3 separate regions of the Homo sapiens genome follow, and regions 1 and 2 are each linked to region 3. The links are chromatin contacts, found by Hi-C or POLR2A ChIA-PET in ENCODE. All regions are on one chromosome and are shown on one strand. The core of a region is the stretch at or near the end of the contact, and the rest is flanking DNA. Distances in the headings are between cores, read along the strand shown.

Region 1 (3,455 bases), core at 224-2,723, 39 kb before region 3:
TTAACTTTTCAGGCCAGACTTAGGGCAGAGAGTTGCTGGCTTGACAAGTTTTGGGGAAGAAATACCATTTTTAGAGCACCTGCAATTAATCATGAGACTAGGTGTGCATCTATTGACCACAGTCACCTTGGGAGGCACAAGTTTTACCTCCTAGAGAACTGAAGGGGCATGTCCCAGGACACCCATGGCAAGCTGTGAAACTTGCATTGTGGAACCCAGGTCTCCCTCACCTGGTTCTTTTTTTGTTCCCAGGCCTCTGTGCAGCCTCACGATTGGTGACCCTTGGTCCATTCTGGGGTCCCAGCACAGGGACTGCCTAGAGGGTGGCAGTGGGGTCTGGGAGGAGTATGGGAGGCACTGGGTAGGATGGTGTTGAATGTAGTATGACAGGGAATTCCTGTGACTCAGAGCATCTGGCTCCAATCTTGAGCTCATCCCCCTTTAGGCCTTCACTTGTTGAAAATGTAAATGATCCTGGACCTACATAGAGTCCCTTAAGAAGGCCCCTCTTCACGCCTGTAATCCCAGCACTTTTGGAGGCCGAGGCGGGCGGATCACAAGATCAGGAGTTTGAGACCAGCCTGGCCAATATGGTGAAACCCCATCTCTACTAAAAACACAAAAATTAGCCGGGTGTGGTGACGAGTGCCTGTAGTCCCAGCTACTCAGGAGGCTGAGGGAGGAGAATCGCTTGAACCTGGGAGGCGGAGGTTGCAGTGAGCCAAGATCGTGCCACTGCACTCCAGCCTGGGCAACAGAGTGAGACTCCGTCTTAAAAAAAAAAAAAAAAAAATGCCAGGCGCGGTGGCTCATGTCTGTAATCCCAGCACTTTGGGAGGCCGAGGCGGGTGGATCATGACGTCAGGAGATGGAGACCATCCTGGCCAACGCGGTGAAACCCCATCTCTACTAAAAATACAAAAAATTAGGTGGGCGTAGTGGTGGGCGCCTGTAGTCCCAGCTACTCGGGAGGCTGAGACAGGAGAATGGTGTGAACCTGGGAGGTGGAGCTTGCAGTGAGCCGAGATTGTACCACTGCACTCCAGCCTGGGTGACAGAGCGAGACTCCATCTCAAAAAACAAACAAAGAAAAAACCCCTCTGCCCTGTTCCCTTCCTTTGTGTAAAGGTGTGTTTATTGTGTTACAGTGGTATATGCAAGCATGAATGAGACTATTCTGTCCCCTGTCCTACCTCTTAGAAATAATTATTAGTTTCTTCTTTATGCATTTAATGTTTATTTATGCAATTATAATAAAAATGTAAATTCTTATCACTGCCTCCTGTTACACCTCACCTTTTTCATGTAATATCTGGAGATCATTTCGCTACACAGAGCCTTTTCGCACCTTATTTTTTTAAAACTGATAGCTGTCATAATTGAGCTTTTCCTGTACTCTAGGCCTTGTTCTAGCCCTTTCTTTCCCTCCCCACTGCAACCCCACCACTTTTTTTAAACAGCTCTATAGTATTCCATTGTGCTAATGGATCGGTTTATTTATCCAGTACCTTATTGATGGGCACTTGGATTGTTTCTAATCTTTCGCTATTATGTTGTAGAGAATGTGAATATGCCGTTTTTTACACATTTATCTGAGAGAGAAATTTTCAGAAGTGGGATTCTTATGCTAAAAGGAAAATGTGTTTAAAATGTTGTTAGATGTTATCAGACTTCCCTCCACACTCACTGTTTTTTACACCCATCAACAATGTGTGAGATTGCCTGGTTCCCCACAGTTTTGTCAACAGGTAGTCTGTCAAACTTTCGGATTTTTGCCAGTCTGATGGGTCAGAAATGGTATTTCCGTTTAGTTTGCATTTGCTCTTCTCTGGTTATATGCCCATTTATCTGTTGGGTTGTTAGTCTTTTTCAAATTCTCGAAGGTCTTTGCATAGTAGGGGATTAGTTCCCATGGATTGCAAATGTTATCTTCCACTTCACCATTTCTCTTTTGACTCCTTGGGTTTACTTGGGTTTTGGTTTTGTTTTTGTCGTGCAGAAGATCATGTGTGTGTTTAATGCAACCAAATGTATTTCTTTTTTTTTTTGAGATGAGTCTCACTCTGTCGCCCAGGCTGGAGTGCAGTGGCACAATCTCGGCTCACTGCAACCTCCGCCTCCCAGGTTCAAGCGATTCTCCAGCCTCAGCCTCCTGAGTCACTGGGATTACAGGCACATGCCACCATGCCCAACTAATTTTTGCTTTTTTTTTTTTTCAGCAGAGACGGGGTTTCACCATGTTGGTCAGGCTAGTCTTGAACTTCTGACCTCGTGATCCACCCGCCTTGGCCTTCCAAAGTGCTGGGATTACAGGCGCGAGCTACTGCGCCTGGCCTCCTTTTTTTCTTTTTTCACACCTAAATTATGAGTCACACTTAGAATGGAAGGCCATTCTAAGATTATAAAAGAATTTGCCGATGTTATCTGTTTTCTTCCTGTACTTCTGTGTTCATGTTCTACATTTAAATCTTTGAATTGTTTGGAGTTTATTCTGATGTGTGGCGTGAGGTATAGATACAGCTTCAACTTTCTTTCCCCAAAAGGCTGCATTGTCCCAACACCAGTTATTAAAAAGTTCATCTTTACCTTGCCACTTTTATCATATATTAAAGTACCATCTGAGTCTTTCTGGATTTACTATTCTGTTCCATTCTGTCTATTCAGATGCCAGCATGACATGGTTTTACTTATTGAGACCATGGTATTTTAGTATCAGTTAGGGTTAATCTCCTCCCCTCCCCACCTCATTTTTCTTTATTTTCAGAGTTTTCCTGGTTATTCTTGCTTGCTTGTTTTTCCTTGTGATCTTTAGAATCTGCTCATCAACAGAAAAGAAACAGCTTCTGATCTCATTCTTTTTTTTTTTTTTTTTTTTTGAGATGGAGTCTCCCAGGCTGGAGTACAATGGCACGATCTCAGCTCACTGCAACCTCCACATCCCAGGCTGAAGCAATTCTGCCTCAGCCTTCTGAGTAGCTGGGAGTACAGGTGCCTGCCACCACACCTGGCTCATTTTTGTGTTTTTAGTAGAGACGAGGTTTCACTGTGTTGGCCAGGCTGGTCTCGAACTCCTGACCTCACGCGATCCACCTGCCTTGGCCTCCCAAAGTGCTGGGATTATAGGCGTGAGCCACTGCACCCAGCCTCTAATTTCATTCTGATTGCATTAAATATATAAATTAACTTAGAAAATGTATCTTTATGATGTTGCAGTTTCTGATTACGTTAAATTTATGAATTAGAAAGTATATCCTTATGACATTGCAGTTTTCTTTCCAAGAACATGATATGCCTTATTTGTTCAAGTCTGTTACCATTCAAGTGTGTTAGTTTTCCTTCTACTTACATATGTTTTATGCATTTATTATTAAATTTATTTGGATATTTGGTATTTTATTGCTATCATAAATGAAGTATTCTTTTCTACTTTAGTGTCTAACTAGTTATTTGAATTT
Region 2 (3,512 bases), core at 833-3,332, 35 kb after region 3:
GTGAGACATGGAGTGGAGCATCCTGGTGATTTTTTAAAAATTTTATCAGCCGGGTGCAGTGGCTCATGTGTGTAATCCTAGTGCTTTGGGAGGCTGAGGTGGGAGGATTGCTTAGGCCAGGAGCTTCAGACCACCTGGGCAATATAGTGAAACCCCATCTTTACAAAAAATTAGCCTGGCGTGATGGTGTGTGCCTGTAGTCCCAGCTACTAGGGAGGCTGAGGCAGGAGGATGGCCTGAGCCCAGGAGGTTGAGGCTCCAATGAACCATGACTGTGCCACTGCTCTCCCACCTCGGCGACAGAGTGAGACCTCGTCTCAAAAAAATAAACATCAAGGAAGGGTGAGACACGGTGTGACGGGCACAGGCCTCCTCAGCTGGTGGAAAGGGTGTGAGTCCCACAGGTCTGCCATTCCCATTAGGGTCTTTGACCTTGGCCATTGCTCTTTGACTTTTTTCTGGCTGTACCGAGGTTTAGGGGAGTTGTAGATATTTGCCTGAAAACCTAGTACCATGGTCTTTGGCTCGGGTGCCTGAGAGACCCGATTCAAATCACATTGTGCGAGTGTTCTAGAGTGAGGGCCGGTGGGGGGGAATGTAACCGGAAATGCCGGCAGGCACTCTGGGGCCGGGATAAGTGGGATGTTCGTTTGATTAGATGCCTCCCTTCTGGTTCCTGCGTTGCCCACCAGTGTCCCCTCGAGGGACAGTGACGCCATCAGCCTGCCTGGCAGCCAATGTGACCCCTGCCACCAGGGAAAGGTCGGCTCTAGAGACGTAAGTGTGTGAATGAAATGAAGGCACAGCAGAGCTCGTGTTGTCTAACCTGTTTTCTGGTTGGGCAGATAAACAGGCCATGAAATGAGTGCACACAGTGCTCACGGGAACCAAGAGCTGGCTGGGCGCCGGGTGCCAAGCGCAGGGGCCCTGGAGGGGCTGGTCCAGCTGGCGTGGCCTCAGTGTGGTGGGCGGCCCGGTGAGCACCTGCTGCTCTAGGGGCTGGCTTCCTTGTCCTCTCCCAGCACCCTGTATGTCTGCTGTGTTCTCAGAAACAAAGTTCGAGACCAAAGGCTGGCGAGCCAGGGCCCTGGCTGGAGGCAGACGAGATGGGTGCAGGATCTAGAACGTGCTTCCAGGCGTGTGCTCAGCGGGGAGTGCGGCCTGGCTTGGTTGCATTCTTATTGTAGATTTGCTTTTAGAACAGGTGGTCTTAAAAAGGCCTGGATGCTTTGCCAGAGCGTAGGAGCCCTGCTGTGTACACAGGCGTGGCTTACGATTGTTGGTAACTTAAGACTTCGAGTCTTGAATCAATCACCAGAAAAAAAAAAAAAAAAAAAATCCTAGGAGGTGGCCCAATCCGAGCTGCCATACAGAAAGTGTGTGCATGTGGACCTGTGTGTGCACGTACGCGCCTGCCTGCTAACGGCAATGAAGACAGAAACTTACAGAGAGAAAGTGGCTCCCATCTGCAGGTTCCAGAAGCCAGGCTCTTGTCTGCAGGCGAGAATGCTGTGTGGTGTGGCCAGAAACAAGTGTGAGCAGAGCCTGCTCGGCTCTGAGACCAAGCTTATCACCCCTTCCCTGGGCCTGCAGTCCTGGTCTGCAACGACCCCCTGGCCCTGAGGACTGGACAGGGATGGGGCTCTGCATGGGAGGTGTGAGCGGGGGACCCAAGGTGGAGCTGAGAGGCCACCTGGCAGACCCCTCCCAGGCGGGGCCAGGTGTGTGGGCTAGTGGAACATACAGGTCCTTTGCTGTCCACCATGCTGGGAGCGTGGAGGAAGAGAGCAGGCGCTGGACAGAAACACACAACCTGGGGGCTCCTGGATGAGCTCCCCAAGAACTGGAGACTCAGATAACAGGGCAGGGAGAAAGGCCACAGCTGGGGAGCCAGGAAGGGCAGCCCCTGCTGCCGCCCAAGGAGTTGGGTTTAAAGCTGAGTGCAGTGGGACCCTTTGGGGGGCTTCAAGCCGGAGGGGCATGATTGCCACGTTTTTGAAAAGATGCCTTTGGCCGCTGTTTGGGGGATGGCAGCTGGCACCAGTGCAGCTGGAGCGGGGCCTGCTCTGGAGTCTCTGGAGGGAAGCAGAGGCGACCGTGACAGTGACGGATGTCAGGGTAGTGGAGTTGCTGTCAGCTGATTCTGCCACAGCAGTTCAAGCTGGAGCAAGTGCCTGGAAGGAATCAGCACTGTCCTCCTGTCCCTAGGGTCTCGGGGACATAGAACACCTCTCACTGCTCACTGGAGGACTGTGGGACAAGGCAGGTTGCCCCCAGGGTCTCCTGCCCTCCCCTGTGGACTTGGGCCTCCCTGGTGTGCTGCAGTGGAGGTGGGGAAGGTGAAGGCCAAGGGCTTGCAGAGAGCATGGAGCCCGCGGTGAGACAGGGACACGAGGGCAACAAGGACTTTGGGCCTTGCTGTGGGCCTGGCTGGGTCTTAAAGGGGACCAGTGAGGCGGTGCCACAGTTGGGGCAGAGGGTTCCAGTGACGGAGCAGCTTGCAGGGGTTCGGGGAGTGGAAGCCCCGCCAGGGCTCAGGAGAGATGTTGGGGGCAGGGTCTGAGGGCTGGGGAGATGCAGCAGAGAGCTTGGGGGCAGATTTGCCCAGACCAGGGTCTAGACAGACCCTTTAACAGGTAGGCTGGTGGGACACTGATGAGACTGGGGCCTGTGGGGAGAGGAGGAACAGCTGGAGGCTGGGCTCCTGTTCCAGGCTGGCGGTGGCAACCGCATTGCAGGCTGCCTTAGGCATCAAAGGAGGACGGCAGCACTGAGTGAGGCAGGGGCCAGAGGGTCCCAGAGGGACTGCAGAGACCCGCTTCCGGCCTCCAGTTCCGCTGAGCCAGGCTTCCTCCCACCTGCAGCTGGTTCCTCCTCACCCAGGGTCTCTGCAAACCAGGCCCCAACAGGGAAAGCCCCCTGTGTCCTGGTGATCCATCCACAGAGCCCTTCGCACACAGTCTTGCCTCCAGGCCTCAGCGCCCGTGCTGGCCCCCACTTAGGGAGGGAGGGCTACTCCCCTGCCGGCCTGTCACAGAGAAAGCCGGGTGAGCTCCGCAGCGCTGGAGAGGCATGGGGCAGAGAGGGCCTAGTACCCCAGGGAGCACTTGAGTTCATTGTCACCAGCGTGTATTTCTTTGAATTATTTAAAAAACAAACACCGGCAAGGCTATAGCAGCTGAAGTCAGTTTGTCTCTGCTCAGTGTTTAAGGATCAGAGATTTCCTTCCCTTAGGGAGAGGAGGGCAGGTACAGATGGGGGTACGTGCGTGTGCACGTGTGCTCCAGATCTTGTTACAAAATTAATTCAGTCTCACGATTCCTTGGGCCCAGGGGTGACTGATTTTGATGGATCCCAGGGCTGCCCAAGGGCCTCTGTAATGCGATAACCACCTGACATGGTGGGGTCAGGTCCTGGACAGAGCCAGGCGCGCAGTCCTGACTTCATCACACTGCCATCTCATGTGGGAAAATGACGCCATCCATCCCACTAACTCTCCCAGGAAGCGAATT
Region 3 (3,286 bases), core at 75-2,574:
CATCGAAGGCATTAGTGACACAGCAGTTCTTAAAGAGTGCTCCTATATTGTCTCCCGGATTTTTTTCTAATGTTTTGCAGAATTTTCTGCTGAGACTTTGTTGATCTTACCAGAAAGTATCAATGAATAATCTGTGGCAATGACTAGACTCATAATCCTTCATCAGATTATTCTTAAATTTTGTTTTTTTGCATGAAACGTTAAGGAGTAGCAGTTGTTTAGTTTTGCCTCTAGCAATAGTCAGATTCACAGCTATGGAGGCAATGATATGTAAATGTCACAATTCACTTCAAATATGTTAAAATGTGAAAAAAAAGCACATCTTATAATCAGTGAAGTATATTATGTCCATTAAATCAAGCTTGCTATTGTGTTGGTAAGATCTTCAACATTTTTTTTTTTTTGCCTTTGGGAAAAATTTTATTTTTACATGTACATCTGTCAATTTTTGCTTTATATATTTTGAGACTATTTTGTTAGATGCATATAAATTCTGACTTTGTGAATAACTGAACAAAATATCATTATCTAGTGACTCATAGCTTTAGTCTATTTTTCTTAAAGTTTTTTTGCCTATTTTTTCTTATAGCGGTACCAACTTTTTGGTAAGAATTTGTCTGGTATGTCACTTTCTACCCTTTTACCAACTTTTATGTATTCGTATGTTTTAAATATGCCTCTTTTAAAGAGCATTTAGTGGGATGTTTTTTGTTCTGGTTTTTAAGTCCAAGTTTTAAAACTTTACTCCTTTTTTTCACTTATGTTCATTGTAAATGTATCAGTTACTTCTTACTGCATAACAAACTTCTTCAAAGGAATTGGTTTAAAACAGCAATGGCCTGGCTGGGCACGGTGGCTCACGCCTGTAATCCCAGCACTTTGGGAGGCCAAGGCGGGCGGATCACCTCAGGTCGGGAGTTTGAGATGAGCCTAACATGGAGAAACCCCTTTTCTACTAAAAAAACAAAATTAGTTGGGCGTGGCGGCGCATGCCTGTAATCCCAGCCACTCAGGAGGCTGAGGCAGGAGAATCGATTGAACCCAGGAGGCGGAGGTTGCGGTGAGCTGAGATTCGCACCACTGCACTCCAGCCTGGGCAACAAGAGCGAAACCCTGTCTCAAAAAAAAAAAAAAAAAAAAAACTAGCAATGGCCTGTTGTCTCACCATCCAAATTTCCAAGTTGGCTGGCGGTTCACGTGCTGCTCTTGTCTGGGTTCACCCACGTTGTCATATTCAGCTGGAAGGCCAGCCGGGGGCTGAGCCCGTCCCAGATGACTTCACTTACGCGTTCGTCTGGGGCCTTGGCTGAGGTGCTGCAGCAGCTGGGACCTCAGGGACTCTTCCGTGTGGTTTCTTTACACAATGGATTTCATTTTCAAGGTTGCTGGCCCAGGGCATGGTGGTCTCAGGTTCCAGGACAGGGGAGGGACAAGACCTTGAGGCCTGGGTGCTGGGCCCTGCCCACTGTCAAATCTGCCATCTTCTCTTGGTCAAAGGAAGTCCCAAAGCCAGTCCAGAGAAAACACTGGGAAATAGACTTCCCTTCTTGAGAGGAGGAACCTCAAAATACCATGGCTGTGTTTTTCTGTCTACCATGGTAAAGATCAGTATATTTGGATTTTTTTTCCTGCACCCAATATTTTGCATTTTGTATTTCTAACAGTTGTTCTGTGTTTCTCTTTCTCTTTCCTTGCCTTTTTTTGGATTATTTTTTCTCATTCCAGTTTTAATTTCCCTTTCCCAATTTGGGCATTTTGAGCTCCATTCCTTTCCTGCTTACCCTAGAAATTTTAGTATGCCTTCTTAACTTGACAAGTCTAAAGTTAATCATCTATCCGCTCCGCCTTCGAACCCTAAGAACTTGAGAGCAAATTACTTCCCTTCTTATTTACATGCTGTTGTTGTTGAGCATTTTAGTTCTGTTCTTACTCTATGAGATGTTGTTATCTTACACAGTCAGGTTTTTTTAAGATTTACTTATGGAAACCAGTGCTCATCATTTTCTCTTGATGCTCACACCTCCTGTACTGGATCCCTTCTCTTGATTGAACTTATTTAAGAATTTCTGTTAGTGATAATGGTGCACCAGTGGCCAACTCCAGTTTGTGTCTGAAAATGTCACCTTTCACCTAATCCAAAGAAGGCTGGGTAAGGAACCAGTGTCCTGGAACAGTGAAGATCACCACATGGAGATTGAGGAGAAATGACAAGAAAGAAGGTTCCAAGGAGGTGGCGAGAATCGGACCCTTGGAGCCTCTGCGGCTTTCCTGCCTGCCCCTGCAGCTCAGTGCAGCATCCTGGCTAGCTGCGGCATGCCACTCACCTGGCCCTTTCCGTTGTTGCTAACACGTGACTGCCCTGTTACCCACCTGGATGTCATAGTTTGAATGCTGCTTTATCACCCACTGAGGTCACCCGACTGTCGAGTGGTGAGGAGAGGCAGAGCGCAGCCCCTGGCAGCTCAGAGCCTGCCCTTTTGTTCTGCGTGTCATCATACTGCTTCAGTAGTCTCCAGAAACTCATGCTCATTTAACAGTTGAGCCAGGCAAGGTGGCTCATACCTACAATCCCAGCACTTTGGGAGGCCGAAGTAGAGGATTACTTGAGCCCAGGAGTTTGAGACTAGCCTGGACAACAACATAGTGAGACCCTGTCTCTACAAAAACAATTTGAAAGTTAGCTGGGCATGGTGGTACGTGCCTGTGGTCCCAGCTATTCAGGAGGCTGAGGCGGGAGGATCACCTGAGTTTGGGACGCTGAGGCTGCAGTGAGCTGTGATTGTGCCATTGCAGTCCAGACTGAGTGACAGAGCAAGATCCTTTCTCAAAATAACCAGTTTAAATTGCTGGATATAACAGTGTTATGAGATAGGTGTTATTTCTGTGTGTGTTAAACCACGGCTCCATGTAGAGTTTCCATGTAGTGGATTAACTGGGACTAGTGCTCAAAGCCCATGCTTTGCCAGTGTTCTGTTTCCTGCAGAATCGGCCAGTCTCTGAACTGACCAAAAATCTAAAAAGCTCCATATCACAACAAAAATTAGTATTGATTAGTAATAAAGGTAAACTTAAGGGTAAGAGAATCAATTTCAATTAGGACTAGGTAGCCAGAAATACACAGTTGTGAGTTAAATGACCAAATTTTTGTTCAGGGTACGTATTATCACATTTGACTTACAGTGACTAAAACATAGTGAGGGTTCTGGCCACAGTTCATAACTGTGAAACTCCATCTTTCTCCAGGAGAAGTCATAGGACTGCGAGTGAACTCCGTGGAAGATCTCAT

What was found. A loop is a pair of places that touch in the nucleus more often than their neighbours do. ChIA-PET counts read pairs that join two places held with the same protein, here RNA polymerase II (POLR2A). Pooled maps may share reads with other maps.
Region 1: a loop to region 3 is called in a pooled map of adrenal gland, with 1.8 times the contacts of the local background. The contact joins two enhancer-like sites. A Hi-C loop is called at or near these places in 1 of 168 maps with a recorded cell type or tissue (A673) and 2 of 50 pooled maps. POLR2A ChIA-PET finds 5 or more read pairs at or near these places in 6 of 52 experiments (BJ, Caco-2, GM10248 and 2 more).
Region 2: a map of heart right ventricle shows a loop between it and region 3 (2.2-fold over the local background). The contact joins two enhancer-like sites. A Hi-C loop is called at or near these places in 3 of 168 maps with a recorded cell type or tissue (heart right ventricle, posterior vena cava and vagina), 1 of 37 single-sample maps with no recorded cell type and 2 of 50 pooled maps. POLR2A ChIA-PET finds 5 or more read pairs at or near these places in 7 of 52 experiments (A673, CD4-positive, alpha-beta T cell, GM10248 and 4 more).

Annotation. Positions count from the first base shown.
Region 1 is chr7:6,239,714-6,243,168 of GRCh38, reverse strand. The region is part of intron 1 of CYTH3 (cytohesin 3); the gene reads left to right. Among named protein-coding and RNA genes, the nearest start is that of CYTH3, 31 kb to the left of the region's middle. Within about 2 kb of position 1,473, at least 3 of the 41 ENCODE cell types and tissues checked have a DNase peak (open chromatin) inside an H3K27ac peak, as active enhancers do.
Region 2 is chr7:6,166,046-6,169,557 of GRCh38, reverse strand. All of the region lies in intron 9 of CYTH3 (cytohesin 3), which reads left to right. Among named protein-coding and RNA genes, the nearest start is that of USP42, 63 kb to the right of the region's middle. Within about 2 kb of position 2,082, at least 2 of the 41 ENCODE cell types and tissues checked have a DNase peak (open chromatin) inside an H3K27ac peak, as active enhancers do.
Region 3 is chr7:6,200,314-6,203,599 of GRCh38, reverse strand. The region is part of intron 1 of CYTH3 (cytohesin 3); the gene reads left to right. Among named protein-coding and RNA genes, the nearest start is that of CYTH3, 71 kb to the left of the region's middle. Within about 2 kb of position 1,324, at least 3 of the 41 ENCODE cell types and tissues checked have a DNase peak (open chromatin) inside an H3K27ac peak, as active enhancers do.